Regions from separate parts of the Homo sapiens genome. Here regions 2 and 3 are each linked to region 1. A link is a contact called in ENCODE Hi-C data. All regions are on one chromosome and are shown on one strand. Each heading gives the region's core, a stretch centred on a gene start or an enhancer-like site at or near the end of the contact. The rest is flanking DNA. Distances are from core to core; before and after follow the strand shown.

Evidence for each region. A loop is a pair of places that touch in the nucleus more often than their neighbours do. Pooled maps may share reads with other maps.
Region 2: a loop to region 1 is called in a map of CD8-positive, alpha-beta T cell, with 7 times the contacts of the local background. The contact joins the promoter of HPCAL1 here to the promoter of SLC66A3 in region 1. A Hi-C loop is called at or near these places in 2 of 168 maps with a recorded cell type or tissue (CD8-positive, alpha-beta T cell and naive thymus-derived CD4-positive, alpha-beta T cell), 2 of 37 single-sample maps with no recorded cell type and 11 of 50 pooled maps.
Region 3: a map of CD4-positive, alpha-beta T cell shows a loop between it and region 1 (3-fold over the local background). The contact joins the enhancer-like site here to the promoter of SLC66A3 in region 1. A Hi-C loop is called at or near these places in 1 of 168 maps with a recorded cell type or tissue (CD4-positive, alpha-beta T cell), 1 of 37 single-sample maps with no recorded cell type and 8 of 50 pooled maps.

The regions. Positions count from the first base shown.
Region 1 is chr2:11,153,535-11,157,325 of GRCh38, forward strand. SLC66A3 (solute carrier family 66 member 3) reads left to right here and starts at 1,933. Exons shown (of 7, transcript NM_152391.5): 1 at 1,933-2,155. The coding sequence starts at 2,013. It also overlaps a transcript of CIMIP5 not described here. RefSeq lists silencers at 1,520-1,999, 2,110-2,349.
Region 2 is chr2:10,301,296-10,305,086 of GRCh38, forward strand. HPCAL1 (hippocalcin like 1) reads left to right here and starts at 1,609. Exons shown (of 5, transcript NM_002149.4): 1 at 1,609-1,882. It overlaps LOC101929691 (a long non-coding RNA gene), which reads right to left and starts at 1,422. Exons shown (of 4, transcript XR_922791.3): 1 at 283-1,422. RefSeq lists silencers at 1,144-1,923, 1,808-2,005, 2,324-2,503 and an enhancer at 2,184-2,243.
Region 3 is chr2:11,773,994-11,777,784 of GRCh38, forward strand. LPIN1 (lipin 1) reads left to right here. Exons shown (of 21, transcript NM_001349206.2): 6 at 2,093-2,200. Among named protein-coding and RNA genes, the nearest start is that of MIR548S, 8.4 kb to the left of the region's middle. Within about 2 kb of position 1,683, at least 7 of the 41 ENCODE cell types and tissues checked have a DNase peak (open chromatin) inside an H3K27ac peak, as active enhancers do; they include CD4-positive, alpha-beta T cell, where a contact is called at or near this core.

The DNA.
Region 1 (3,791 bases), core at 683-3,182:
CCACCTCCTTGCATCAAGGGACCTATCACATGGCATGATGAAAGTAAAACACCTGGCACGCAGGAGGCACTCAACAGGTTCTAGATGTTCCTATAGTCATTGCTGCTGATGCTTGTTAAAAAGCTCTTTACGCTGGGCGCGGTGGCTCATGCCTGTAATCCCAGCACTTTGGGAGGCCAAGGCAGGTGGATCACCTGAGGTCAGGAGTTCGAAACCCCGTCTGTACTAAAAATACAAAAATTAGCCGGGAGTGGTGGCACATGCCTGTAATTCCAGCTACTTGGGAGGCAGAGGCAGGAGAATCACTTGAACCCCGGAGGTGGAGGTCGCAGTGAGCAGAGATCGTGCCACTGCACTCCAGCCTGGGCGACAAGAGTGAAACTCCGTCTCAAAAAAAAAAAAAAGCTCTTCTCTATTTTCTTCTTCAAAAAATTTATATACATATTATTTATTTATTTTTGAGACAGGGTCTGGCTCTGTCTCCCAGGCTAGAGTGAAGTGGCGCGATCTCGACTCACTGCAACCTCCGCCTCCTGGGTTCAAGCCATCCTCCTGTCTCAGCCTCCCGAGTAGCTGGGACCACAGGCACGCGCCACCACGCTCGGCTAATTTTTGTATTTTTAGTAGAGGCGGGGGTTTCCCTATGTTGCTCAGGCTGGTCTTGAACTCCTGGCCTCAAGCAATCTTCCCGCTTCGCGGGGTCAATAACGATCAGTATCGATCTAGCCAGGGCAGGTCCAAGCCGTTTCCTTTAAGGGTTCCCTTCTGAACATCCTTTTCTCATTTAGACTTGGGAGGCAGGACTCAGCACCTGTTTTTTTTTTTCCATAGGCGGAGGTGATGGGCCGGTGAGGCTGGAGAGAAAGAGCCTCGGCCAGAATTCCGAACTCCGAAGCTGACCCAGCTCCCGTCCCTCACACTTCCCGGCTGAGATTTATGGCACAAAACCAGGGATCGTGGATTCTGGCATTGCATTTTGGTGCTTTTTTGCCTGCTTCATAACCAGGCCCTAATACACAGGCGATTTTCAGAGGTTGGAAAATGCGTCCTTCCCTTTCCCTCAGTTTGTGGCTTAGACGGCCACGTCCAAGTTACTTTATCAGGAGAAATCCTTAAGAAACAGTTTCACTGTGAAGTGCTCAAGTTCAAGGCTTCCGGTGGCCCCTCAGGGCCCACGCCGCTAGGAGGGAAGCCTTCAGTCCCAGGCTGGAGACAGGCCGCGTGCTCTGAAAGGGCACAAATGAGGCGACCCTGGGGCTCTGGTCCCAGAAAGTCTCTCCAGCCTGGTTCCCCACCTGTAAGTCGGGAGGGTGCACTCAGCCCTTAAGCAGGAGGCTTTAACTCCTGAAATGCTTAGTGAGAGAAACTAAAACACTTGCAGGGAGGGAAAAATCCCGGCAGAATGGCCCATCCCCCGGGGCCATTTGCCTCTCGGTCCACCCAACCCGTGGAAAAGCCGGACTTCCAGGGCGGCTCCCGGCGGCGGCTAAACTATCGGGTGGCAAGAACGCGGAAATGCGAAGCAGCTGCTGGTGGAGCCCGCAGGCCAGGGTGGGACTGTCGCCCGGGGCGGGGCTAGGAGGGGAGGGGCGGGGCGAGGAGGGGCGGGGCGAGGCGAGGTTGGCCACGGGATTGGGCTAGGTGAGGCCGACCGGGAGGGGGCGAATCTGGGGGCGGGGCGAGATGAGGGTAGTCCGAGGACTGAGCGAGCCCGGGCGGGCCCGTAGGCGAGGCGAGATGAGGCTGGCCAGGGGGCGGGGCGGGCCCGGGCGGGAGGGGCGGGGCGGGGCGGGCCCGGGCGGGAGGGGCGGGGCGGGCCCGGGGGCGGGGTGCGTCCAGGGGAGGGGCGGAGCGAGGCGGGTCCGGGGCCTGGCGGCGCGCGGAGGGGCGGGCCCTGGCCGGGTGGTCCCGGGCGGATCCCGGGAAGGCGGAAGGCTTCGGCAGAGCTGCGCCGCCGAGGCTGAGCGGTCCCTTCTCGCTGCGGCCGCCCAGGTGCCCGCGCCCGTGGCGCTATGGAGGCGGCGCTGCTGGGGCTGTGTAACTGGAGCACGCTGGGCGTGTGCGCCGCGCTGAAGCTGCCGCAGATCTCCGCTGTGCTAGCGGCGCGCAGCGCGCGGGGCCTCAGCCTTCCGAGTTTACTTCTGGAGCTGGCAGGGTAAGGCCCGGGGCGGCCGGGGCTGCCTCCTGCCCCCTCGCAGCTGCTGCCGGCTGGGAGCCCAGGAGAGCCTCGGCTCGAAGTAGGGCGGGGATGATCCCCGCGCGCCGGCGTCGCAGCTGGGCGGCCGAGGGTGAACTAGGGAGCCTAGGGGCTCGGGGTGCTCTTCCCACGGCCACCCGCCACCCGCGTACATTGTTTCTCACCAAGCCCCGCGTGGCACGAATTGATTGCGCACGCCCATTTTACAGATGAGAAAACAGACCCAGCGGAGGCAGCCCTTGGTGCGCTAGTGACAAAACCTGCTGGCCCTGAGCAAGGCCATTTGCACCTCGAGGCTGTCATATTCATTGTCCCTAAACTCACCACGCACCGTCAACCTCGTTCTCGGGCCTCGGTTTCCTCACCTGTGAAATAAGGGGTTGAACTAAGAATGTATGAATCTCTTCTCTTCTCCCGGTGATTGGTGGGGAATCTTTCCTGGTTATTTAATGAGATTCCTTGGGAGAGGGTCTTAAGACAATTGCATTTCTTGTAGAAAGAAGTTTCCTTAGTCATCTGTAAGGAAGTTGGAGAGTCTCTGCAGTTGGGAAGGGGTGACGGAAAGGTCGTTAAATCCTTGATTCTGAGGCAGCTTCTAAGGCTTTCCTATTCAAAGTATTCATCATGCCAGAGCGCCAAACTTTTGGGGTATCATTTTTGAGCCCCAACAATAGGAAAACACATACCTCAACCTAGTGGTCTCGCCCCTTCCCCCTGGCCAGGCCAGGCCTTCCCCTTTGCCCCCCGCCATCACCCAGTGGGGTCTGAAGCCTGGTCCTCCACACAAGCCTTCCTGGTGGGCGGGGTGGGGGGTGCGGCATACAGGATGGGAAGAAGCCAAGGGGTGCGGGGGAGAAAGAGGAGACCTCAGGTGTGGGAGGGTGAGGGGTCCCACTCAGGCTTTGGACCCCGCGCCGGCCCTATGGAGCCCGGCCCTGGGCACAGTCATCCAATAGGGGGCTTTGAGGGGAAATTTTTGGGAAAGGCTTGCAGTGGGAGGGACTGTGACCTCTTCCAGGCTTGTGAGTGACTCTACCCTGCGGGGTGGGGAGGGGGGGGTCCCAGGCTGGATGGCAGGGTTGAGAGGCACCCAGGGGAGGTGGGCAGCATGCGTTTCAGGTTGGTGCCACCACCAGGCTGGGAGCAGAGAGGCTGGAGCGATGAGGTTGTGGCAAAGGACACAGGCTGGAAGTGGCTGTGGTGACTGTTCAGGTGGGAGAGGGGACAAGGGCATGAAAGCCAGGAGTGGGATTTGGCCTCGGCCCCTTGCTAGGTCCCTGAGCTGGGGAAGCTGAAGCTGGACCCATGAAGGAAAAGAAGCCAGGCTGTCTGTAGAGTCTATAGATTCCCTCCTGCCGCCAGCCCCTAGGCCTGCATTTCCACCACTTTTGCAGCATTGCTTGAAAAATGCAAACCCTCAGAGATACGCAGGTGAGGGCTCCTATTAGATCTGCCAGCTGTCACCTCTCCCAGCTCACCTTAGTGAAAGCTAGACCTCTGGCAGTGGAAGGATCTTCCTGGGCATGGGAGCTCAAGGGTTGGGTGGGGCAGCAGCTTGCTGCCATCCCTGCTGGCCTGTCTAAGGGTCTTGCAG
Region 2 (3,791 bases), core at 359-2,858, 850 kb before region 1:
TGTGTCTGCCATGCACCTCCCTTCCTGTGAGTCTGTGGACAGACTTTGCCCCTTTGCCCTGTGTGTGCTTGGGAGAAATCTGCTCAGTTTCTGTGGCAGGGATGTTTCTACGTGTTCATCAAACCGGCTTTGTTTACTTCCGAAACACTCATGAAGACCACAGCTGCCAGAGCCCCTTGCATCCTGGTGGGACTGTGCGACTACTTCTGGCCCATGGATGTGGGTGGAAGTGACGTGTGCTTCCCCAGGCCTGGCTCCTGGACCCCACCGACGGCTTCTCACCTGTAACCCCACCAGCCTTCTACCTGGATACTTCACGGGGAGCTAGAGTGGCCTTGGCTAAGAAGGAGGCATGGCACCCGCGGGTACCGGGCCGCCTTCATCAGTCGGTGCACTCTGGTCCACCGCCCACATGCCTTCATGTAATCTTCACTGTAGGGCCCACAGGGAGGGGAACTTCCTCGAGGTCTAGCTTTGCCTTTCCGCCTTCAGAGCCAAGTAAGAATGAGGGGTCTGGGCTCGGCCCACCTTCCCTGCAAGGCCCTGTGCCCGCTCCCCTCAAAGCTGGTCTTGCATGTTGCTCTGGCGGCCTCTGTAGCAGGAGTTCACTCTGTTTTCCGTGGAGGAGGAGTGGAAGGAGGGATTCAAGCTCTCCCCTAGAGACGCTAGAAAGACAGTTTTGTCTCAGCCTCATACGATCGCCCAGCTCCACATTTCTGGCTGTTTCTGTGGTTACCTTTCTTCGGGGATGTTTGGGGCGGGAGGTGGGTGTGTGTGTATATTTGCTCTTCTGAAGCCGTTTTTCCGGAGCTCCTGGTGGGGGTGGGGGTGCTCTGTCCCTGGTTCCTCTCGAGGCAGGTGCAGGGGATGGAGGATGCCCCCCTCCCCGAGAGCCAGGAGGCGCCGACCCTGGGCAGGAGGTGCCAGACCGGCGCCTCTCCCGCGTGGAGCTCGAAGACCACAGATGCCTGGAAGGGAGGAGCACCTTCCGTGGTTAGGTGGGGAAACCGAGGCAGAGGCGGCCCAATGGACTCGCCTAAACGGCCTGGGGAGTCACTGCAGGTAACCAGAGCTGGAGCCAGGCTTCCCACTCCAGGCCCGGGGCTCTCCCCCGAACAGGCGTGGGAAGGGGTGCGAGCTGCACGCGGGGCTGGGGCTGGGGGTGCGGGGCTGGGGCAACTCGGCTCTTCCCCTTCCTAGGCCGCCCGGGCCACTTCCTGCGGCGTGGGGGCGGGGGGCGCGGGCGCAGGGCTGGCCCCTCCCGGGCGCCGCCTCTCGGCCTCTTCTATACCAGCAGGCCAGAGGCCAAGGGTTAGGGGAACAGAACCGGTGCCCGGCTCCGCCCCTGTCCCGAAAGCCACTGGGGGCTGGGACCCGGCAGGGCCAGGTTTGGGCCGCGAGGGCCGAGGAGCAGCGAGGTGCAGGGGCTGCGAGGGCCGAGCCGGGCGCTGAGGGTCCGGCAGGGGGCGTGGAGGGGGCGGGGCCCGGAGGGGGCGGGGCCGTAGGAAACTTGAGCGCCCGCCTCTGGCCGCGCGCCCCGCCCCGGCCCCCGCCTCCGGGTCCCGCCTCCAGGTCCCGCCTTCGCGTCCCTTCCTTCCCGGAGCTGGCAGGCGGGCCGCGGCGGCGGCGGGCAGCGGACGGGCGGACTGACGGGCGCCTCCACCTTGCTCCCTCCCTGGCTGCCGGCTTCCTTTTGTCTTTCTGGGCGGCGATGAGCGCAGGGCCGGCGCAGCAGCTGCGGGCGCACGGAGGCCCGCGCTGCTAGTCACTCCTCCCGGCCTCGGCGCGCTTGTCCCGGGCAGCGGCCCGGGCCCGCTGCAGCCGCCGCCGGCGCCGAACTTGGGCTCGGGAAGCCGGCGGACCGCGTCCTGCGCCGGAGCAGGTAGGGAAGGGGCGGGCTGCGGTCTGCTGGCTGCTGAAGTGTGCCCCGGGCGTGTGCACCCGGCGTGTGCACCGGCGAGCGCTGCGATCCGGCTCTTTGCGTGTGTGTTGTGCGCGCGTGTGTGTGTCCGGGAGTGCCCGCGTTTCTCTGCGCGGTGGAGTTGTGGGTGACTGCGGACGGTGGTGTGTCTTTCGAATGGCGTGTACTCGTGGGCATCCATGTGTGCCTTAGGTGTGCACATTTTGGACTGCGTTTGTGGAATTGTGTGTCGGGGCGCAGTTGCTGGTGGGGAGCGGTGCCTGGCGGGTGTCGTGTGTGAGCAGCTGTGCGCAGAGCGGGGTGGCGGGGTGGGTGTGGGTGGTCCAGCCCCACGCCCAGAGCCCCCTGTCCCTGCTGGTCGGCGCAGTGCGTAGCTTAGGAGCCTCGAGGACAGCTGGGACCCGACGGGCAAGGGCGGGCCTCGCGGGCAGGCTGGGCAGCCCTCAGGGAACAGGTCCGTGCGGCCCACGTGGGTCGCCTGTGAGCTTCTGCCAAGGGTGGGGGCCCACGCGGAGGCGATCCGCTCGTTCCTCCCAGGGCCATGGGGCGACGAGGAGAGCCCTGGCCTCCCCGCGACCCGCACTGCGACCTGGGCCAGACGCGCCACCTTCCCCGGTCGCGGTTTGCTTCTCTTTAAAATGAGGACAGCTCCTCCCTTGGGGGCTGTGGTGACAGGTGAAATGAGAACGCACTGAAGACAGCTCTTGGTCCAAAGCCCCGCACACAGTAGGTACTGTGTTAATTGGATTAGCGTCTCCTGTTTAAAATCCTTTTTTTTTCCCCTTTATCGTGGGTGGGGCCTTACATTTTCCCCGGGCGTGTTTTGTGCCTCTCCCTGGCCCTAACTTAACCGCGAAGCACTGAGATTCGAGAAAGTTTAGCTGCCAGCTGCGCTGCCTCCTGCAGCACCTCCCGGGCGGCGCCGCCTCCGCGAGTGCCCGAGAGCGCCGCGCTGGGCGCCGGCCCTGCCCCAGCCCCCAGGCTCCCGCGCAAGCGTGGGGGTCCCTCTCCTGGCCGGGAGGCAGCGACTGCGGAGTTGAGAACCCTTTGGTTCAACAAGTTCCTAGTCCGGGAGGATGCAGCTCAGCTCGTGGAGTCCGAGAGTCACGGCGTAAAATTGGCGCTTCCCGCACATGCAGATCTCGGGCTCCCGGGGTGTCCCGGCCGCCAAAGGCCACCCCTTTCCTCCTGGCTGACCCCAATTCCACCAGAGGAGGATGTTTGCCAGGGACGCCGAGTCCAGCTGCTGGCCTCGGCATTAGACAACCCCCAGCCCCAGCCCCTGCCATCCCTGCTCCCTTGCAGCCAGCCTCATGCCGGGGGTGCCACATGGGACACCTCCTCCTAGTCCCACACCTTAATTTAAAACATTTACTTTTGAAACCTACTAGTCGTAAAATTGAACCGCAGTGAACGAGCACCCAGCTCTTACCACGACTCACTCTCTGGAGAGTTCTGGCGCCTCGGCGCTGGCTCGGACGCAGCAAGGCCAGCTCTAGGGGTCGGGTGGCTCTCGGCCAGAGCGAAGGATATTCTTTCCCTTCATCGCCTTGGTGTCTTTCTCTGGGGGAAAAAAATCGCCTTTAACCAAGGGAGCCAAGATCTCACCAGTGCAGGAGGCTCTCAAAATGGAGCGCCGGCATGGGGTTGGGCTGCGGAGGGGACAGCATGGGCGGCCTTTTGGTATGGATGCGCTTCCCAACTGTCAGGGGCTACGTGATGGTGTTCCCAGAGAGGCGGGCTGCTTTGCGGGCTTTTAGGAGCCAGGGATAGAAACCTGGTCCGGTTCCTTTGGTTTCCCTCGGCCGAGACTGAAGCCCTGCAATCCTAGCCATGGCAGGCCAGGGGGATGCGATGAACTCATTTTCTC
Region 3 (3,791 bases), core at 433-2,932, 620 kb after region 1:
AAACATGTAAATTACATCATGCTAATTGTTAATAGGAGAAAACACAGTGGCAGAGCCTTTCTTGATACTTAGCCCTAAGTAAAATTCAAAAACAGACGTTGCTTCAGGAGCTGCTGAGGTCGTTCAGGGCTATTAGAATGGTGCCTCCGCCACACTTAATCCATTCTGCCGAATTCAAGAATATTTATTTCCCTGAAATGAACTCACAAGTTGCCCTAGAGGAAAACTTGGAGAACTAGAGCTGCTCACTGTGCAGATGCCATCCTGATGACCCCAGAGATGTTTACATCAGTGAAACCTCTGGGAATAGTGAGCCCCCTGGCTAGTTTTCAAAGGACTTGGGGAAGAGGGTAGAGCTAAATCCTGTGTTCTCAACACAGGAAATAATATAACCCCCATTGGGATGAAAATTCATTCTTGGGTGGTGACAAAATCTTAGACGTTATAATGGTTTGTGGTCTCTAAGGGGCCACAGCATTAAAATCTCATGGTGGGTGGAGTTGGGCTATTAATTTCTCAGAATGCTCAGGGGCATGTTGATAATGAAAAAGAGACTGAGAAACGCTGATCTAAATGCCAGTGACATCCTTGGGTTATTCGTATACCTCATGCTTTAGATTCGCTTCTGGTTCATGGTGCCAGCCCTTAGAAACTCTGGGTTCCTACCTGAAGCCGGTCTTATCAAAACGCCACCCCTGGTTCCAGTTTGATCAGGGTAACCTTGTGAATTAGCAAGCAGCAGTCCCCAGTGTGTGCTGACATGGAGGTTGGAGAGAAAATAGATATGTCCCATGCCTGGTTTCCAGCCAATACTGATGTCGCGGGTTAGTCCAGCAGGCTGAGGCTGAGGCCTGTGACAAAGTCCCTGCATGGAGGTCTTCCTGCGTCAGAGCCTAGCCCTGTTCAATAGAAACGTAATAACTAGCTCCATATGTAATTTTAAGATTTCCAGTAGCCCTATTTTTAAAAAGTAAAAAAAAAAAAAAAAGATGAAATTAATTTTAAAGCTATATTTCATTTGACCACAGTATTTCCAAAATATCATTTCAACAAGCAATCAATTTTAAAGAATTATTAATGAGATACATCACATTTCTGTTTACATACCAAGTCTTTATAAACTCCATTATGTATTTCACATGCGCAGAACATCCCAATTTGGACAAGCCACGTTTCAAGTGCTCAGGAGCCACCTGTAGCTGGTGGTTTATTATATTGGACAGTGCAGATATAAGACCTTTCTAGATTCTCATTCTTTCTCTAGGTCTGTGGAGATAAAATAGTGGAGGGAAAAATAGTGGTTTAGGAGGAAAATAATGTAGAATATTTAGAACCCAATAATAGATGAAAAAATCTGTTCAAGCACTGTATGTTAATTTTAAGGATTTAAAAGAAACACTTTAAACACAACTCTGAGCGTGTTTAATGCTCAAAACATCTGTAATGTTTTGCCTCATGAATGCAGCATAATGACTGAGTCAGGTTATGTAGCTCTGACTATCACCAAATGGAATGACAAATTAGGATAAATAGCTACATTTCCACATTTGGAATTAGGTATTTTCTGTAAAGAGACAATTGACAGCACACACGAGCACATTTTTGGATTATGTAGTTTGATTAAGCACGAAAGTGTGACCAGAGATGATCAGTTCTACACATGGGTGAAACAGAAAGTGAAATAGGTCATTTGGCAGTTTCCTGCTTTTGTGTCTCAGAAAATTCATGCTGATTTCTTAGCAATTTCAATATCCGGTGCTCTGCCATTATCAGATGTCTGAGTTTCTTTATTTTCTTAAAAATGTCGTTGTTGAGAGTAGTCAAATACTTTACGTAATATATATAATCTTTATATAAAGTATATATACTTTGTAATTATATATAATCTTATATATAATCTTTATATAAAGTATATTATATATACTTTATATAATCTTATATATAGTCTTTAAAGTATATTATATATACTTTATATAATCTTATATATAATCTTTATATAAAGTATATTACATATACTTTATATAATCTCACTTGATGTAATTGACCTCTGATTTTGTCTTTCTTTTAATGTGTATCACGTGGTGGTATCCAGTAGCCTGGTAGATTGCAAAAGGACTGCCCCTCATCTTGCAGTTGCGGCCGAGGGAGGTCTGTCTAGTTCTTGCCCTCCACAGTCTTCCCTGTTCCATCCTTCGGAAAGGTAGAGGAGTTATTTTCCCCATTGGGATATATTCAATAATGAAAAATTTGATCTAACTCTTACTATAAGTCTATTTTACCATTAACCAAATTACTTATGAAGAAAATACCTGTAGATTATATGAAGTGAAAATTTTGATTTAACTTTTACAAATCGATTTCACTAACCAAATTACTTATGAAAAATATGTATATAGATTACTCTTTTCCTTTCGTTATAAGCATTTGTAGATGATCAGATTTTTTTTTTTTTTTAATTCCTAAATTTGACTCTCTGGAAATTATGGTTAAGCATATAATTTTACCTAATTCTGTGAAGTGCTTTGAAAATGAGAATAATGAAATATAGCTTGGGAATATGATCTTCTGTTTTCTGTCTCGGGTTGTTTGACAAATAAGTTTACAAGATATTTTTGGAATACCACTTTAATTTATTATAAACATTTAAGTAGTTTATTGGGCTGTCTGAATAATGGAGTCAGACACTTTCCACAGCATTTCTAGAACAGAATCTTGGAGAATGGCCTGGGCTGGGTCTCAGGCTGAGGATCAAAGGTTGGTGTGTTCACTCGATGTAGTCATCTCAGATTTCTGCCTTCATTCCCTCAGTTTTGACCTACCTACTTTGTGGACTTACATGGTTTACTTTGTAAGCCTTAGCAAATGAAGCTACGATTAATTTGTACGTGGAAAACCTTTTGTCTTTTTGATTAAAGATCCAGACCTCAGGATGTACTTCATTCAGAGGCTACATTTGCAGAAGAAAAGTCCGTTTAAAATGAGGAAAACAAAGTTGTTAATAGTTAAAACTAACTAGCCTTATTGGGACTGGCAAAAATACTGAAAACTTTGATAAGGCTAATAAATACCTTGTTTATGAACATCAGTCATTGACCTTGTAAGCTTACTTTTTTGAACAACCCTTGATCTTAAAATAATAATATTTCATGACGGAGCACTTTGGAGTCATCTTTCTGGTAAATCCCACTTGGCAGTGGGCCCCATTCCTGCGTCCTTTTTGGTCTGTCTGAATTCCCTCAGTGACGGTCGGCAGAAAGCGCATCTGTGTTTGTGCACGAGACCTTTGGAGAAGGGTTGCTGTGGCCTGAACGGGCAGCATTTATGGTGGTGGCCTGTTTGCTGTTGGGGAGGGACTTGCAGCAGACTTTCTCGTAGGGCTGGGCTCCTTATGCGTGAGTTGCACGCCTGAGTGCCTCTATGGGTTTTGTGGCTCGTGGCTTTTATGAAGGGACCAGAATGTTAGGAACTCTGGAGTTGGGAATTGCTGCAGGAGAACCGTGTTCCGCATTTCGTTCTTCTAGAGCAGAGGTTGGTAAAGCACGGCCCATGGGTCAAATCTGGTCCACCATCTGCCTCTGTCAGACTTTCCCGGGCATAGGCAGTTGGTTTACATACTGGCTGTGGCTGCTTTCACACCACCACAGCAGCGAGTGGTTGCGACAGACGTCGTAAAACCCGTAAAGCCCGAGATATCTGCCACTGGGCTCTTTACAGAAAATGTTTGCCGACCCCTGTTCGGAGCAAGCTTTGTCTAAAGGACTTTATTTCATTTAGTGACAGTGAGATAATTT